2 separate regions of the Homo sapiens genome follow, and region 1 is linked to region 2. A link is an interaction called in ENCODE POLR2A ChIA-PET data of the cell type or tissue named here. Cell type or tissue: Panc1. All regions are shown on one strand.

Region 1 (8,000 bases), 83 kb after region 2:
GACAGGGCAGGAGTGCACACACCCTGGGCTGTGGTCAGTTCTGGGTTGTCCCAGCACGAACATGGCAGTGGTTGATGCCAGTCTGTGGCCCGTCCCCTCGACACCGACGGTGAGTGTCATTTGCACCTATACATGTCTGTTGAGTAGTGGGCTCCTTCCAGTGAGCGCATAGCCTTCGTTTCTTTGGCACCATCTCTGTTCTTGCTGGCCACCTGGAAGTGGGCTCCAGCCGTGAGCGAGCCTTCTTGGCATCTCAACTGTCCATGAGCTCACGAGGGAAACTCAGGCTTCTGATTCCAGAAGCTGCTGGACATACCCAGCAGAAGCAGGAGAGAAAGGCAGACAGTGTCGTCCCGGAGAGAGGCAGGAGGCCATTAGGGCCCCAGGGAGCCTTTTGGGGCTTCCCCGCCCTGTAGCCTCCACGCTCCTGCTGGGCAGAGAGGCTCTCCTGCTCTGACGCCCGCAGCCCGGGCCTGCTCAGCCCTCCCCACCGGCCTCCCCACCCCTGACGGCTCTTCTCACACCTCTGTCTTCCAGGCCGGGGACCTTGCACGACTTTCACAGCCATGAGATAGCGGAGCAGCTAACGCTGCTGGATGCTGAGCTCTTCTATAAAATAGAGGTACAGGCTGCTCCTGCCAGGGGGAGCCACACTGTTTGTCCCTGAATGAGAGAAACCCCCATCAGGGGAAAGCCGGGGCTCCACCTCCATCTGCCTTCTTTCCTTTTGTAGATTCCTGAGGTTTTGCTTTGGGCAAAAGAGCAGAATGAGGAGAAGAGCCCCAACTTGACCCAGTTCACGGAGCACTTCAACAACATGTCCTACTGGTAAGAGAGGCCCAGCGCCAAGCCCTGTTGCTCTGGATGGTGGCACGTCTGGGTGGGCTCTGCGTTTTCCTTTGCAGGGAGCTTGAATGGTAGGAGAAGGAGCTGCCTCTTTCATTCCGCTAAGCTCCTGGGGGTTCCCATGAGCACTGACAGGCTGAGGACAGGGGCAGGGACAGGATGGGGCTTGCTGGAAGTGGCCACCTGGTCGAGGAGGCTCAGCAGGGAAGAGTGCCAGGGTCGAGGAGCGATGTCTGCCATAGGTGGTGTTGGGAAGGGCGTGAGTTTGCCCTCCTGCCCTGGTCACTGCCAGGCAATCTCAAGCTGATGCTCACACTGACTCTGCCTGACAGAACAGTTAGCAAAGGAGTGGGCTCTATAACGTTAATGTTTGCATTTAGTCTTTAATTCGTGTGTGTGTGTGTGTGTGTGTTTGAGACGGAGTCTCGCTCTGCAGGTGTGTGTGTGTGTTTGAGATGGAGTCTCGCTCTGCAGGTGTGTGTGTGTGTGTGTGTGTTTGAGACGGAGTCTCGCTCTGCAGGTGTGTGTGTGTGTTTGAGACGGAGTCTCGCTCTGCAGGTGTGTGTGTGTGTGTGTGTTTGAGACGGAGTCTCGCTCTGCAGGTGTGTGTGTAAGACGGAGTCTCGCTCTGCAGGTGTGTGTGTGTGTGTGTTTGAGACGGAGTCTCGCTCTGCAGGGGTGTGTGTGTGTGTGTGTGTGTGTGTGTTTGAGACGGAGTCTCACTCTGCAGGTGTGTGTGTGTGTGTGTGTTTGAGACGGAGTCTCGCTCTGCAGGTGTGTGTGTGTGTGTTTGAGACGGAGTCTCGCTCTGCAGGTGTGTGTGTGTGTTTGAGACGGAGTCTCGCTCTGCAGGTGTGTGTGTGTGTGTGTGTGTGTTTGAGACGGAGTCTCGCTCTGCAGGTGTGTGTGTGTGTGTGTGTGTTTGACGGAGTCTCGCTCTGCAGGTGTGTGTGTGAGACGGAGTCTCGCTCTGCAGGTGTGTGTGTGAGACGGAGTCTCGCTCTGCAGGTGTGTGTGTGTGTTTGAGACGGAGTCTCACTCTGCAGGGGTGTGTGTGTGTGTGTGTGTTTGAGACGGAGTCTCTGCAGGTGTGTGTGTGTGTGTGTGTTTGAGACGGAGTCTCGCTCTGCAGGTGTGTGTGTGTGTGTTTGAGACGGAGTCTCGCTCTGCAGGTGTGTGTGTGTGTGTGTGTTTGACGGAGTCTCGCTCTGCAGGTGTGTGTGTGTGTGTTTGAGACGGAGTCTCGCTCTGCAGGTGTGTGTGTGTGTGTGTGTTTGAGACGGAGTCTCGCTCTGCAGGTGTGTGTGTGTGTGTGTTTGAGACGGAGTCTCGCTCTGCAGGTGGGTGTGTGTGTGTGTGTGTGTTTGAGACGGAGTCTTGCTCTGCAGGTGTGTGTGTGTGTGTGTGTTTGAGACGGAGTCTGGCTCTGCAGGTGTGTGTGTGTGTGTGTGTGTGTGTGTTTGAGACAGAGTCTTGCTCTGCAGGTGTGTGTGTGTGTGTGTGCGTGCGTGTGTGTGTGTTTGAGACGGAGTCTGGCTCTGCCGCCCAGGCTGGAGTGCAGTGGCGCAATCTCGGCTCACTGCAAGCTCTGGCTCCCCTCAAGCTCCACCTCCCGGGTTCACGCCATTCTCCTGCCTCAGCCTCCAGAGTAGCTGGGACTACAGGTGCTCGCCACCACACCCAGCTAATTTTTTGTATTTTTAGTAGAGACAGGGTTTCACCGTGTTAGCCAGGGTGGTCTCAACCTCCTGGCCTCGTGATCCACCCACCTCAGCCTCCCAAAGTGCTGGGATTACAGGCATGAGCCACCGCTCCCAGCCTAGTCTTTAATTCTTAAAGCAAAATGAATCCCAGTAATGTGTTTATAAACCAGAGCTCTTGTCTCTTCAAGAGGCGACAAAGCCCCCATAGCAGCTCAGCATCAGGCAGGACCCCCTAGAGCTCAGCAGCTGTGCCACCCCCACCCACCCACTGTTGCCTCCAGGAGAATGTCTGATGTGTTTTAAAGGCCCCGAGATCATCTCCCGTTTGCCTATCTTCCTCCCCACAGAAGCACTCCATCCTGGGGAAAAGCATGTTTAGCTATGGCAGTCCAGCGTAGGGTTTTGCCCAACAGGATGTGGTTTCTAAAGCAGACGGAAGCTGCACACAAGGCCCCAAGCCTGGCTTCTGACACCAGCCTCTGGCTGGGTGCAAGAAGCTCAGGGGCACACTCCACAGGGCCTGGCTGCACAGAGGTGCGAGTGCAGTGGCTCACATCTATAATCCCAGGACTTTGGGAGGCCGAGGCAGGAGGGTCACTTGAGCGCAGGAGTTCGAGACCAGCCTGGACAACATAGAGAGACGCCCCCCCCCTACAAAAAATTAAAATTAGCCAAGAGCAGTGGTGCACACCTATAGTCCCAGCTACTCGGGAAGCTGGGGCAGAAGGATCAGTTGAGAACAGGAGTTCAAGACTACAGTGAGATATACTCACAGCACTGGGTGACAGATCAAGACCCTGTCTCTTAAATAAAAAAGAAGAACCAGCAGTGCAAAGTGCGGCACCACCTCCAAGTGACCCTGGTAGTGGCCCCTGTGAACCACAGGAAATTGAGGCCAGGGTGACATCCCTGCTGCATTTATCACACAGATGAGACTGGCCTTTGGCTTTGGTCTCGGCTTTGGTTGCTACTAAGGTTCTGAGAGTTTCCTTCCCTCGTGGCTGCCCAAGGTGACCTCTTACCTCACGTGCTAGCGGGTCTCCCCGAGCCAGTCCTGCATCACACAAGGAACTTGCCCAGCCCCCTGGTACTTGGGGCCCATGCTTGTCAGGAAAGGCTCTGCTTTCATCCTCCCATGCTCCACCTGCAGATTCGAAGCCCCCTTTGGGCCTTCACCAGATTTCCTTATGGTCACCAGATTTATTGTCACCAGATTTCCTTGTGCCTCTGTCCCAGGATGTTATGAGCTCCTGGAGAGCAGAAACTAGATCTATGCCTGGGGCAGGCTGCAGGTATTCAGTAGGGGTGGGCTCGTGGCCACTGGCATGGGGGTCGTACAGGTCCTGTCTCCACCAGGACCCCTGGGACCTGCAGGGACTTGTCAACTCAGCTGTTTCTTTTTCCCTTGGTCCATGCAGGGTCCGGTCCATAATCATGTTACAGGAAAAGGCCCAGGACAGGGAACGGCTGCTCTTGAAGTTCATCAAGATCATGAAGGTAATGGTGGCCAAGTCCTTCCCAGGCCCCCATCATCAGTCCCTGCTCTGGGAGCCCGGGACCCGCCTGCCCTCCTGCCTCACGGCACCGCCCCTCTCTCGGCAGCACTTGCGGAAGCTGAATAACTTCAACTCCTACTTGGCCATCCTCTCTGCCCTGGACTCGGCGCCCATCCGCAGGCTGGAGTGGCAGAAGCAGACTTCAGAGGTGAGTGGCCTTGGGGCGTGGGCGGGAGGGTGGCTGGTAAGGGGGGCCGCCCAGCCCTCAGGCGACTAGCTGTGGCAGAAAGTGCTCCCACTGGAGCAAATGCTGGGCCTAGGCCCCTGCTCTGCCACCGACATGCTGTGTGACCAGAACAGCTGCCCTCCCGCCTTCCTGTCTCTGATCCCCAATCTTCAGGCCCCCGGGAGCTTCGAGGTTGGTTCTGGGGTGGTCACATCCCGGTGTTCTGCTGCCACCCAGCAGGCCCATCCCTGGGTTCCCGCCTCCCCCGCCCGCCCTCAGCCCGTTCTTCTGAAGGGTCTGCTTCGGGCCGGGCACTGCGGTAGGTGCTGGGGACGCACTGTGAACAGCCCAACATGATGTTGGGTGAGTTTCTGCTAGATAAGCACTAAAAGAAGAAGGGTGGGCAGGTGGGCCAGCCCAGAGGAAGTGTCACTCATGCCACCATCTGCAGAGGAGGAGGAGTTTCCTGGGAAGGGAAGAGAATCAAAGGGGACAAAGGAGTGCACAGCCAGGAGCAGGTGGGGGTCAGCACCTCCAGGGACAGGAGGAGGCCAGGGGACCACATCCCGGGAGAAGGGGACCAGTTCTAGGTCATGAGAGCCTCAGGAGCCTGGTGAGGAGTTGGACCTTTATCCTGTGTAGGGAAATAATATTGCAAATGGGGGCAAAACCCATGGCTTTTGAGTGTCAGCCAGGCCACCCAGGGGTCATGTCAGGGACCCAAGTTCAGCCAGGCCACCCAGGGATTGTGTCAGGGACCTGAGTGTGACCAGACCACCCAGAGGTCATGTCAGGAACCCGAGCGTCAGCCAGGCCACCTGGGGGTCGTGTCAGGAACCCGAGTGTGACCCAGGCCACCCAGGGGTCATGTCAGAGACCCGGGTGTCAGCCAGGCCACCCAGGGTCTTCTTGTTCAAGCCCATGTTCAGGGATGGTTGTAAGCTAGTGTATGGGGAGAGGTGGGAAATTCACACGGCCTCTGCATGGGGGGTCCTCAGGAGGCAGCACTTCAGGGAGAGGCACGTAACAGGAGAAGAGGCAGGAGAGGGGCCTTCTGAGTGGGGCAGGGCTGGCTGAGTCTCCTAGGTGGGAGCCCCCCACCCCTGCAGGAGAGAAGCCACCCAGCCCTGGGGAGGGCGAGGTCACATGCTATCTTTAGTTGGTCCTCCCTGAGTACAGGGCAGAGCAAAGGCAGCTCCGAGTCAGGAGTGACGCCACTCAGTGTGTGCCTGGGAAGCTCCTCTGGCTGCACCGCCGAACAGGGCCAGGCAGGAGCCCATCTTCCGGGATGTCGTATACACACAAGCGCTGGCTGCCCAGGCACAATGAGTACTGTGGGGTGTTTCTCCACAAAACGGCCTGAAGTCCCCTGTGACCAGGGGTTGGGCTGACACTCGTTGAAAAGGACAGAATCCCTGCTGGCCAGGGCCAGGACCCACACCTGGCTGGGTGTTTGTGCGTAGTGGGACCTGTGGAGTTGGGCAGAGGGTGGTTGACCCTCCAGTTAGTGAGGAGGACCAGGGCTCTGCCCCAGCATTGCCCCAGCACTCGCTCACCCCTGTCCGGTCCTGTCCTGTCCTGTCCTGCCAGGGCCTGGCCGAGTACTGCACACTGATCGACAGCTCGTCCTCCTTCCGAGCCTACCGGGCCGCCCTCTCGGAGGTGGAACCGCCGTGCATCCCGTACCTGTGAGTAGCAGCCCCTCCAGGCCCCCAGCCCCGCCTGGGTTTGCCTCCATTGCTCTGGGGAAGATCTGTCAGGCTCCAGCAGAGAAATCTTAATTTAGGGGTTTCTAACGGAGACATTTGTACTTGGTTTTACTTAAGGTTCTTGTAATACAGTTATAATGCATAATATACAATACATATATATAATATAATATATAATGCTTCTTATAATACAGTTTAAACAGAAAAGAAGCGCTCAGGTGAAGAATACGGGTTCTCCTTTCCCAGCCCCCAGCCCCACTCTCATTTCCTTCTGTAGCCTGCCCGTGAGCATGTGCAGCCATGCTTGTGACAGATGTATGGCTCCTCTCCCCACACATGGCATCACACAGTATTCCAGTGTCCTCACACGTGGCTGCGCATTAGAACAACCTGAGGATGCACGGCCACCCAGGGACCTTGAGAGCCTTGGTGTAAAGAAGTTCAGAAAGTGCTTCCTGAGCGTGGACCATGGGCGAGAGGAAATATGTGTTTCATAGAAAAGGGACGTAGCGGAATAACCAAAACCAAACAAGTGTCTGTTGCAGGACTTACGAGAGCCTTTAGTATATACTAGTAGACACTGAGAATCTCCAAGAGACCAAAAGCGCAGCAGCATCCCAGTGCTGAGTGTTCAATGGCACATCCTATAGGGTTACTGCAGGGCTGCCCTCGAGGCCTCAACCCTCAGAGATACAAATCCCCAGGCTTCCTGCTCTGAGCACTAACAGTCTTTCCCACTGTGGCTCTACATCTGCTCCCTCAAGCTGAGTTCTCCCTGAGTGGAGGAACTGCCCCTGTCTTTCTCATCTGGCCTTAAGTCCTCTGCAGTCAGAAGCACCTATTAAGTTACTACACCTTGTTTGTTTCTTTGTTTCTTTGTTTGTGATGGAGTCTCACTCTGTCACCCAGGCTGGTATGCAGTGGCATGATCTTGGCTCACTGCAATCTCTGCCTCCTGAGTTCAAGCAGTTCTCCCACCTCAGCCTCCTGAGTAGTCGATGGGACTACAGGCATGCGCAACCACGCCTGGCTAATTTTTTTTTTTTGTATTTTTTTTAGTAGAGACGGAGTTTCACCATGTTGGCCAGGCTAGTCTCAAACTCTTGACCTCAGGTGATCCACCTGCCTTGGCCTCCCAAAGTGCTGGGATTACAGGCAGGAGTCACCACACCCAGCCAGTTTCTTTGTTTAATAAAGACGGAGTCTCTGTCACCCAGGCTGGAGTGCAGTGGTGCAATCATAGCTCACTGCAGCCTTGAACTCCTGGGCTCAAGGAATCCTCCCACATCGGTCTCCTTAGTAGCTGGGATTACAGGTACACGCCACCATGCCCAGCTAATTTTTGTATTTTTTGTAGGGACGAGGTCTTGCTATGTTGCCCAGGCTGGTTTCAAACTCTTTTTTTTTTTCTTTTTTTGAGACAGAGTTACGTTCTTGTTACCCAGGCTGGAGTTCTTGTTACGTTCTTGTTACCCAGGCAGTGGCGCAATCTTGGCTCACTGCAACCTCCGCCTCCCAGGTTCAAGTGATTCTCCTGCCTCAGCCTCCCGAGTTGGGATGACAGGTGTGCACCACCATGCCCGGCTACTTTTTGTATTTTTAGTAGAGACAGGGTTTCACCATGTTGGCCAGGTTGATCTCAAACTCCTGACCTCAGGTGATCCTCCCACCTTGGCCTCCCAAAATGCTGGGATTACAGGTGTGAGCCACCACACCCAGCCTAGCTGTTCTCAAACTCTTGAGCTCAATCCTCCTGCCTTAGCCTCCTATAGTACTGGGATTACAGGTGTGAGCCATTGCACCCAGCCCACCACACCTGTTAATAAAAGGAGATCTCTGCCCCTGCCCCCTGGTTTGGGTTTTGTTATTTTTTTTTTTTACTGCTCATTTGTTAATGTTACTTTAGCAGCCCACAGCTTCGCCCTTATGGGTTGAGCCATGGCAGCCGCATCACCCTCAGGCTCCTCATCAGCATACTGGCTTCCGAGGTCCCCAGCAGGTGCTTGTGGAGCCAGAGGCC
Region 2 (8,000 bases):
GAAAAACGATCACTATTTCCTGCTCTGAGGATTCTAGAGTAAAGCAACTGAGTTTTTGAAGTTGGGTTGCCCCTGGTTTTTCCTAGGGGCATTCCCCGGACAGTGTGGGGTTTAGAGAGTGTTAAATGAGAGAGGTAATTTGGAGGGAGTTAGAGGAATGCTATTTGGCTGAGTTCAAGATCCAGGGAAGGGGGATGGCTGTCTTTTCAAAACACTTGGTTGAGGAGCCTCTTTAATCAGTATGGCGAGTTTTGTAACTGATCACAGACTGCTAAGGCATAAAGGCAGTGAGAAAGGGAGGACTTTCTGACTTAGGAAGATCCCCTTCTCCGCTTTCTTGCCAAATGTTGGCAATTCCAGGCATCACTGAAATATATGTTCTTCCCCAACCCATTATTTTTGGGGTTGTTTAAAAATAGTGTCTTGGTTGCACCCATAATCCCACCTCCCAAGTCGAGAGAGCCAGTGTATAACTTTGGCCTCTTCCTTGAGGCCGGGAGACTGTCCCGAGGTTTTGCGCTGAGAGTATTTTTAGCCCAGGTGCTAGCACAGCCGGGAGGTCTTTGATGTGCGTCTGCTATGAACCAGCCATCTTGGTCCTGGGCTTTTCCAGAAGGGTGTAATTCACTTTTACAAGCAGTCCTGGCCTGGAAGTCTTTTCTTCTCCTCTTACAGTGACTTACTCCCCTGGTGATCAAGGTTGTGAACACACTTAATAAACAGCTTATTTGCTAGTCTTTGGCTTCAAAAGGGGGAAGAGGAGCCTACACCAAGATTGTGGCATCTGCGTCAGAAGCGAGGGTGGGGACAGGATGGTGGTGATCCTAGCCAAGCCCAGTGTCCCACGCTGAGTGGGTGCTGACTTAAGTGGAACACTGACCCAGAGGAAATAAGAAAAGTCCTCTAGGGCCAAGAGCAGACGTGAGCCCTCCTTCCTCTGAACTTGAATTCTGCTTTGTTTGAACAATCCTTAGGGTACTTACTCCTCTCTCTACTAAATTAGGAGACCGTGTGGCTGGTGTGTGAAGCAGAACTGATTCAAATCCAGGGTCTGTCACTTACTCCTCGGCCTCACTCTCCCTGTCTGTGGCATGAAGACAGTGGTACCTGTATTGGAGGGTCACTTCGAGGCTTCAGTGAGATGAGGCCTGTTGAGTGCCTGCGGTGGTGCTGGGTGCTCACTGCACAAGAAGTGGTCCTAGTCATTGCTGTGTAGCCATTGTCATCGCTGCCAGCTCCACGTGGGCAGGGCCTTGTGTTACTCAGCACCTGATACAACTCCCTGTACATAGTGGGGGCCAATACATTTGACTGGAAATGAAGTGGATTGAATTTTAGGCTCTAACCCAATGAAATTCTGTCTGTGCTTAAACCAGGAGGACTTCTGATTTTCCCAGAACCTCAAGGGCCCTCAGGAGCCTCCCGTGGGGGTTAGGCCAGTAACTCTGAAGTAAGAGTCAGCTGGTATCAGTAGCACCAGGGTGGGCTCTTCTATCCCAGCCCTCTGCATGCTTGGGTGTCATGTCAGAACATGAGGAGGAGAAAGGGCTGAGGGAGGCGAGTTGACGCTTTCTCCTCCAGTTCGGAGGAAGGAGCCTGAACTGCCCTCGTTCAGGGGCAGGGGGGCCTGGGTGGTAAACTGGGCCTCCTCCTGACCCCAGCACCTTGCAAGTGCTTTGCGTGTAAATGTTTATGGAGTGAAGGGGTGGATGAGTGAGGATGCCACGCAGTGTCTGACCTGCACTGTGCAGTGCAGCCTGCTTCCCTAAGGTGACAGGGAAGGACTTTTGAGGTGACTCCTGTCCCTTCACTGTCTTCTTTCTCTGCCCATGAGCTCCTTCTGCAGTGTCCCAAGCTGCTAGGGATTGTGGCTGCCAGCTCCTTCCCCTGTTGTCTGGGAGATAAATACATGAATGTATGCTTACTGACGAATGAAAATGCTGTTTTTCCTCTGGAGGCCCAGAGGGTGGCCTGTCAAACTGTGAGTTCTCAGAGTCTCTGAGCAGGGCTAGCGCAGCAGAGGTGGGGGCCGTCTGCTGCCACCTCCTGCCTGCAGGCCCATGGGGCTCCATCACCACGACCCAGCCCCAGCTAGACAGGCCTTCCTGCCCCCAGACTGGCTGCTTTGCTGGTGGCACTGCACTGGAGAGCAGGAGGCTGCGGCCCCGGCAGAGCACTGTTGGAGTGCTGAGATGGCATGCTGCCTCCACCTGCCCCTCCTAGGCTGGCAGCCATCCTAACAGGCAGGTTCCTCTGAGCCACGGAGGCTGCCCCAAACAACTCCACCTAAAAGACAAAGGCCGGGGGAGGGCTCTGCCTCCAGATGATGAGATGTACCCTGGCCTCTGCTCTGTGGTTTACTCAGAATAAACTGTTATTTTACCATCACTCTTTTTTTCATTTTGCCTCTGAAAATAAAGCTGAGAAATGACTAATTCACATCTCAGGAAGCCTATGAAGTCTGTGGTTTTCATCTCTAGATCAATGCCTAACAGTAATGGAAAAGAAACGCTTCCCTGGGAGTAGGCCACCGTGGGGACAGGCCGCCTTGAGTGGTTCAGGACACCGGCTAGGGCTGCAGTCACCTTGTCTGTGAAAATGGGAGGGGAGGGGAGGTTTAAACTTAACCCTGTGACCTTGGCCAAGGTCCATGACTACCGTGTGACTCGGTCTCGTCATCTGTTTAGTGGTAATAAGAATACCTCCCCTCTGATGTTAGCATGAGGACCAGGCATATGCCAAGAGCTCCCCACATATTAGAAGCCCCACTCCTGGCTTCTAAGGGGATTTCTTAAATTGTAAGTTTTTTAAAAATCTAAATTTTAATATCTAATTTAAAAATTTCTGAGAGGAAGTTTAAAAACAGCCGCTGCTGATTTAACCACTTGATTGGGCTCCGGGAGGGAAGCCGCTCTGAGTCTCAGAGGCGTCCCTTCCATCCCCTCAAGCAGCATCTGTGGTTTATAAGAGGAGCGAGTCTGGGAATTCTCTTCACGTCTCTGGCAGGTAAGGGAGGGGCTCCCTGGACATCATCTCCATGCTTTGTTCACGCGGAAAAGTTTACCTGACGAGGGCTGTGGGTTCTGTTTAAATCCTAGGAGATGCTTAAGTTATTAGAATTTTTCTCTATTTTTAAAGCCAGTTGTGTTAAGAAATAACAGCTGTCCACTGAAGATGGTGGCATTTATCCCAAAAAGGAGTATATTTTTGAACGGTCTGGTGGCCACAGATGACATTTATGAATGTTAACTAAGTGCCAGGACTGGGCTTAGTGACTCACTGTATGTGCAGTACTGTATGACATCCTCCCAACGGCCCAGTGAGGTAAAGATCACTACTCCCATTTTACAGCAGAGAAAAGCAAGCCCCAGGGAGGCCAGCTGACTCAGCATCACACAAGATGACGGCCTTTCCCTTCCATCTGAGACGTGGGTGGGACGGGAATACGTGGATAGGCTGCCCTAGGCCACGTGTAGAGATGAGTGCCACTTCTGTTTGCCCCATGTCATAGCCATAGGACATGGTGGCAGTTCCCCTTTGAATGACTGTGGTCCCTACCTTCAGAGAAAATCAGTCTGGAATGTTGGGAAGCTGTGATGGTAGAGATTTCTTCTCTTGAAACAATAGAAGACTGCCTCTTTTTCCATGCATTCCATCACCAGACCTTGCACAGTGACATTTCTTGAGGCCATCACCCAGCCACCTCTGTCCCTGTACCAGGTACTGTGGAGGAGGAAATGGGCAGTACCTCCGTGTAGGAAGAGGGTGTGGGAGGGCTCCATAGTCTGGGACTCCAGTGCTGCCCTGAGCCCTGCCTAAGGCGAGCAGGAAGCCGCCTGTGACTCGGTCTCCTCATCTGTTGAGTGGTAATAAGAATGCCTTGGCTGGGCGCAGTGGCTCACACCTGTAATCCCAGCACTTTGGGGAGGCCGAGGCAGGCAGATCACTGGAGGTCAGGAGTTTGATACCAGCCTGACCAACATGGTGAAACCCCATCTCTACTAAAAATACAAAACTTAGCCAGGCGTGGTGGCAGGCACCTGTAATCCCAGCTACTAGGGAGGCCAAGGCAGGAGAATCACTTGAACCCGTGAGATGGAGATGGCAGTGAGCCGAGTTCGTGCCACTGCACTCCGCCTGGGTGACAGAGTGAGACTCTGTCTCCAAAAAAAAGAATGCTTTGAAGGCGAGCAGGAAGTGCCACCTTCAAGACCTCAGCACTCCACCCTGAAGCAGGCAGATCCAACCAGGCCAAGGCTCTTTGCTTCATGTCCCAGCCGTCCCATCACAGGAGGTGAGGGCCCAGGCTGTGCGTCTAGTCCAGCAGCACTGGAAATGTGGCCAGTGCCATCTGAGATGTGCTGAAGTATAAAATCCACAGCAGATTAATATGAAAGAAAAAGAAGGTAAATAGCTCATTAATCGTTTTTATATTACATGTTGTAATAATACTTTAGATAAATTGGGTCAATTAAAAAATATTTTTAAGACTGGGCACAGGGACTCTTGCCTGTAATCTCAGCACTTAGGGAGGCTGAGGTGGGCAGATAACTTGAGGTCAGGAGTTCGAGACCAGCCTGGCCAACATGGTGAAACCGTCTCTACTAAAAATTCAAAAATTAGCCAGGCGTGGTAGCAGGCACCTGTAGTCCCCGCTACTCAGGAGGCTAAGGCAGAAGAATCACTTGAACCCAAGAAGTGGAGGTTGCAGTGAGCTGAGATCTTGCCACTGCACTCCAGTCTGGGGGACAGAGTAAGTGAGACTCTGTCTCAAAAAAAAAAAAATTTTGTTTTAATTACATATGTGGTTCACACTATGTTTCTATTGGATAGTACTGGTCCAGAGAGTCCGTTAGAACCTAGAGGAGGAGGGTGAACAGTATAATCTTTCTTGTCTATTCCCTGGAGGTAGCTTGAACAACAGATGTTCTAGTAACCCAGGCTGAAGCGTCCCACCAAAGAAAGTTCCTGAATGAGTTGTCTCTGACTCGTGTGCTAGAACTACTTAGAGAATTATATTAAAAATCCATATAAACCATCTTATCTACATCTCTGATATTACCATCTGGTGTAGACTGAATGTCATAGCTGTTGGTTGTTACAGGGTTAATTCATTGATTCTTTTATCTGCGTGTTTGCTAACAAGCACTTATTTATTTTATGATGTGTCAGTTATTGGGCTAAGTGCCAGATTCCAAAATGAATGAGATTTGATTCTCTCATTGGGGTCTCAAAGGACTAGTAAGTAGAACCCTTCTCTGTCCCCTGAATTCTGAAAGTTGGAAAAGAAGACAGTAAGGTAGATAGATGGGGACCCAAATATCACCTTGATTTCTAAAGCCTTGCTTGAAGGATGCAGCTTGTTCTAAGAGCCCAGTGAGCTTCCCAGTATTGAGTCCCAGGATTAGACCAACATTACCCAACCACTCATAGTGGCTTTGCACTTGTCAGGCCTCCCCATCTGGGGGACATCGGAGAACAGGCTTACCATGGAGGGCTTACTCTCAGAGGTGGGGAGGGGGTTGGTTGGGGCGGCACATGGTTGGGTGCAAATCACACAGGGCCTCTCTGAGGGAGAATAGATGCCATCAGAGGTTTTCAAACAGAAGGGTGACATAGCGAGACTTAGCTCTTATAAGGACTACTCTGATTGCAGAGTTGAGAATGGGGAGGGCAAGGAGCAGGGGACAGTTAGAAAGCCATCGCGGTCGTCCATTTGAGGAATAAAGATGGCACTGGGCAGGCTGACCGTGGTGCAGGTGGTGAGAAGTGGTGGATTCTGAATGTACCATTAAGGTAGAACTCACAGGATTTGCCGAAGGATTGCCAGATGGACTCAAGCAAAAGAGAAGAATCAAGGATTTTAACCTGAGCTGCTGGAAGGGTGAAATGTCCTGTTTACCAAGATGTGGTCAAAGCAGGTTTGGGAGGAAGCTTCAGAGATACAGTTTTAGACTTGTGTTTGAGCCACCTGTCAAATGTCCAAGGGAATCACCAAGAGCTTGTGTTGTGTAATGAGACCACCCAACAATGAAGTCATCTGGCCCTCTTCTCTATCTACACATGTCCCTGAGGGCCTCCACTGGTCTTCTAGCTTCCTATACTGTGTATATGCCGACAGCTCTCGAATATATACCCCTAGCCTTCACCTAGCTCCTTCACTTCTCTTGAACTGCCAAATTCAGGCTCCTGTGGATGTCTAATACAGTATTTGTAAGAAGAGGAAATAAGGATGGATATACTACTTATTTCTGTGTAAATGAGGGATAAAACAGAAGTTATGTAGTTTTTTAACTTTTGAACTGTATAAATATTTTACAAATTCAGAAAAAATCCTGAAATTGAATATCAATAAAAACAAACCTAACTGTATATTAAATGATAATATAACCCACACAGAAAAAAGAATTAGAATATCTTTTTGAACACAGTACTTGCTATATGCCCATCACAGGATATATTCTAAGGACTAAAAGAATTGCTAAGAAATCTTGAACTTTTACCTTTAGTAGTTGTTAATGATATTCGTGTAGCAATTCTGAAGAAATTTTGTGTTTATTGTAGGATAAGGCAAATGAATAGATTGATGATGTTAGAAACCAGGGTTCTCACTGTTGTGGAAGGGAGCTGCAAATATGGAATCAAGGAAGGAGGAAGAACCTGGTGGTGTTGGCTTGCAGTAAGAAATAACAGTATTAACTTATGATTTAAAAATATATAGATATATACACACTCATATTTAATTATATATATTTACATTAAATACATGTACATATTTCTCTCCTAGCTGTGTCCACTGAAAGGACATAGAACAGTGACATCCCAGTGGCAATGAGCACATCTAATGCCCCGATCTTGGTTTCTAAATACCACTCCCCACCAAAAGGAGCTAGGGTACATTAAAGAAATGGCAGATTCCAAGCTGATTTCCTGGAGAAATGGGGTAGGGAAGGTACGGGGTGATTCTGGAGCTTCTTTTGCATCAAAAACCAAAGAAGTATTCAAAGATTGATGGAGACTCCTCAGTAACACTGGAGATGGGCTAAAAAGGTTCCCTCTGGCCAAGTTTGGAAGTTTGAACATGAAAGGGCATGATTATAATGGATTATAACACACTGAATAATAAATGAACACCCAGGTCCATAGTGATACCAAAAAAAGTAAAGGGTGGGGGCCTATTACTTATAAAGGAATGCCAGCCAATAAATATCGAGGAATAATTAATAATCACCAATGTGTAACCACCAGTAAAATAAAGATTCACATAAGGATCATCAGTGGATGCCAAACTATTCAGTGAAAATTTGTTAGGGAACAAGATGCTTAAAATCTCAAATTGCAGTACAGATTACTTATTAGTTACAAAGGAGAAACTATATCATTGCAGTGGAGAAATTTGGCAGATACCACCTTAACCAAGTGATCGAACTTAGCATTATCAATAACTGATTAATAATACAGTAGAAAGCACATACCACCCAGGAACTGTGTTTACCAAGCATGTATTACCCGAATCTCATGACAGGGAACAGGCAGATCCAACTTACGGGGGACCTCCTCCAAGACAACTGGCAGGCACTTTTCAAAATATGTCAACGTCCAAAAGCCAGTCCCGTCCCTCCTGCCTCCAGACTAGATAAGGGAAATTGGAGAGACATGACAACCAGATGCAATGTATGCTCCTTAATTGGATCTTGGATTTAAAAAAAAAAAAAAAAAGCTATAGAGAATCTGATAAGAGAAATTTGCTTATGGAGCAAATATTATGTCAGTGTTAAATATCTTGGGTATGATAATGTTATTATGTTATTTATGCAGGAGAATGTCCTTGTTCCTAGGAGAGAGACAGCTGGTAGTATTTAGAGATGTGTTATAACGTGTGCAACTTTCAGTTGCTTTGATGAAAAATAAATTTGCATGTGTGTTTCTGTGATAGAGAAAGAAAAGGGATGGAAAGCGAGCATGGCAAAATGTTAACGGTTGACGAATCTAGGTGAAGG

What was found. Peaks named below come from ENCODE experiments on the same cell type or tissue, not always from the same donor. Only the 100,000 strongest peaks of a DNase experiment are listed, where the experiment ranks them.
Region 1: POLR2A ChIA-PET joins it to region 2 with 10 read pairs; 3 of 35 experiments call an interaction of 5 or more read pairs at or near these places.

What each region holds. Positions count from the first base shown.
Region 1 is chr9:131,580,564-131,588,563 of GRCh38, reverse strand. It overlaps RAPGEF1 (Rap guanine nucleotide exchange factor 1), which reads left to right. Exons shown (of 27, transcript NM_001377935.1): 21 at 538-622; 22 at 734-828; 23 at 3,968-4,046; 24 at 4,152-4,253; 25 at 5,862-5,959. Among named protein-coding and RNA genes, the nearest start is that of PRRT1B, 39 kb to the right of the region's middle. In Panc1, no CTCF peak of the experiment used is centred here; no DNase peak of the experiment used is centred here.
Region 2 is chr9:131,663,173-131,671,172 of GRCh38, reverse strand. The region is part of intron 1 of RAPGEF1 (Rap guanine nucleotide exchange factor 1); the gene reads left to right. Among named protein-coding and RNA genes, the nearest start is that of RAPGEF1, 73 kb to the left of the region's middle. RefSeq lists enhancers at 764-883, 944-1,153, 1,184-1,263, 1,918-1,987, 2,018-2,127 and 2 more. In Panc1, no CTCF peak of the experiment used is centred here; no DNase peak of the experiment used is centred here; H3K27ac peaks cover 3,815 bases.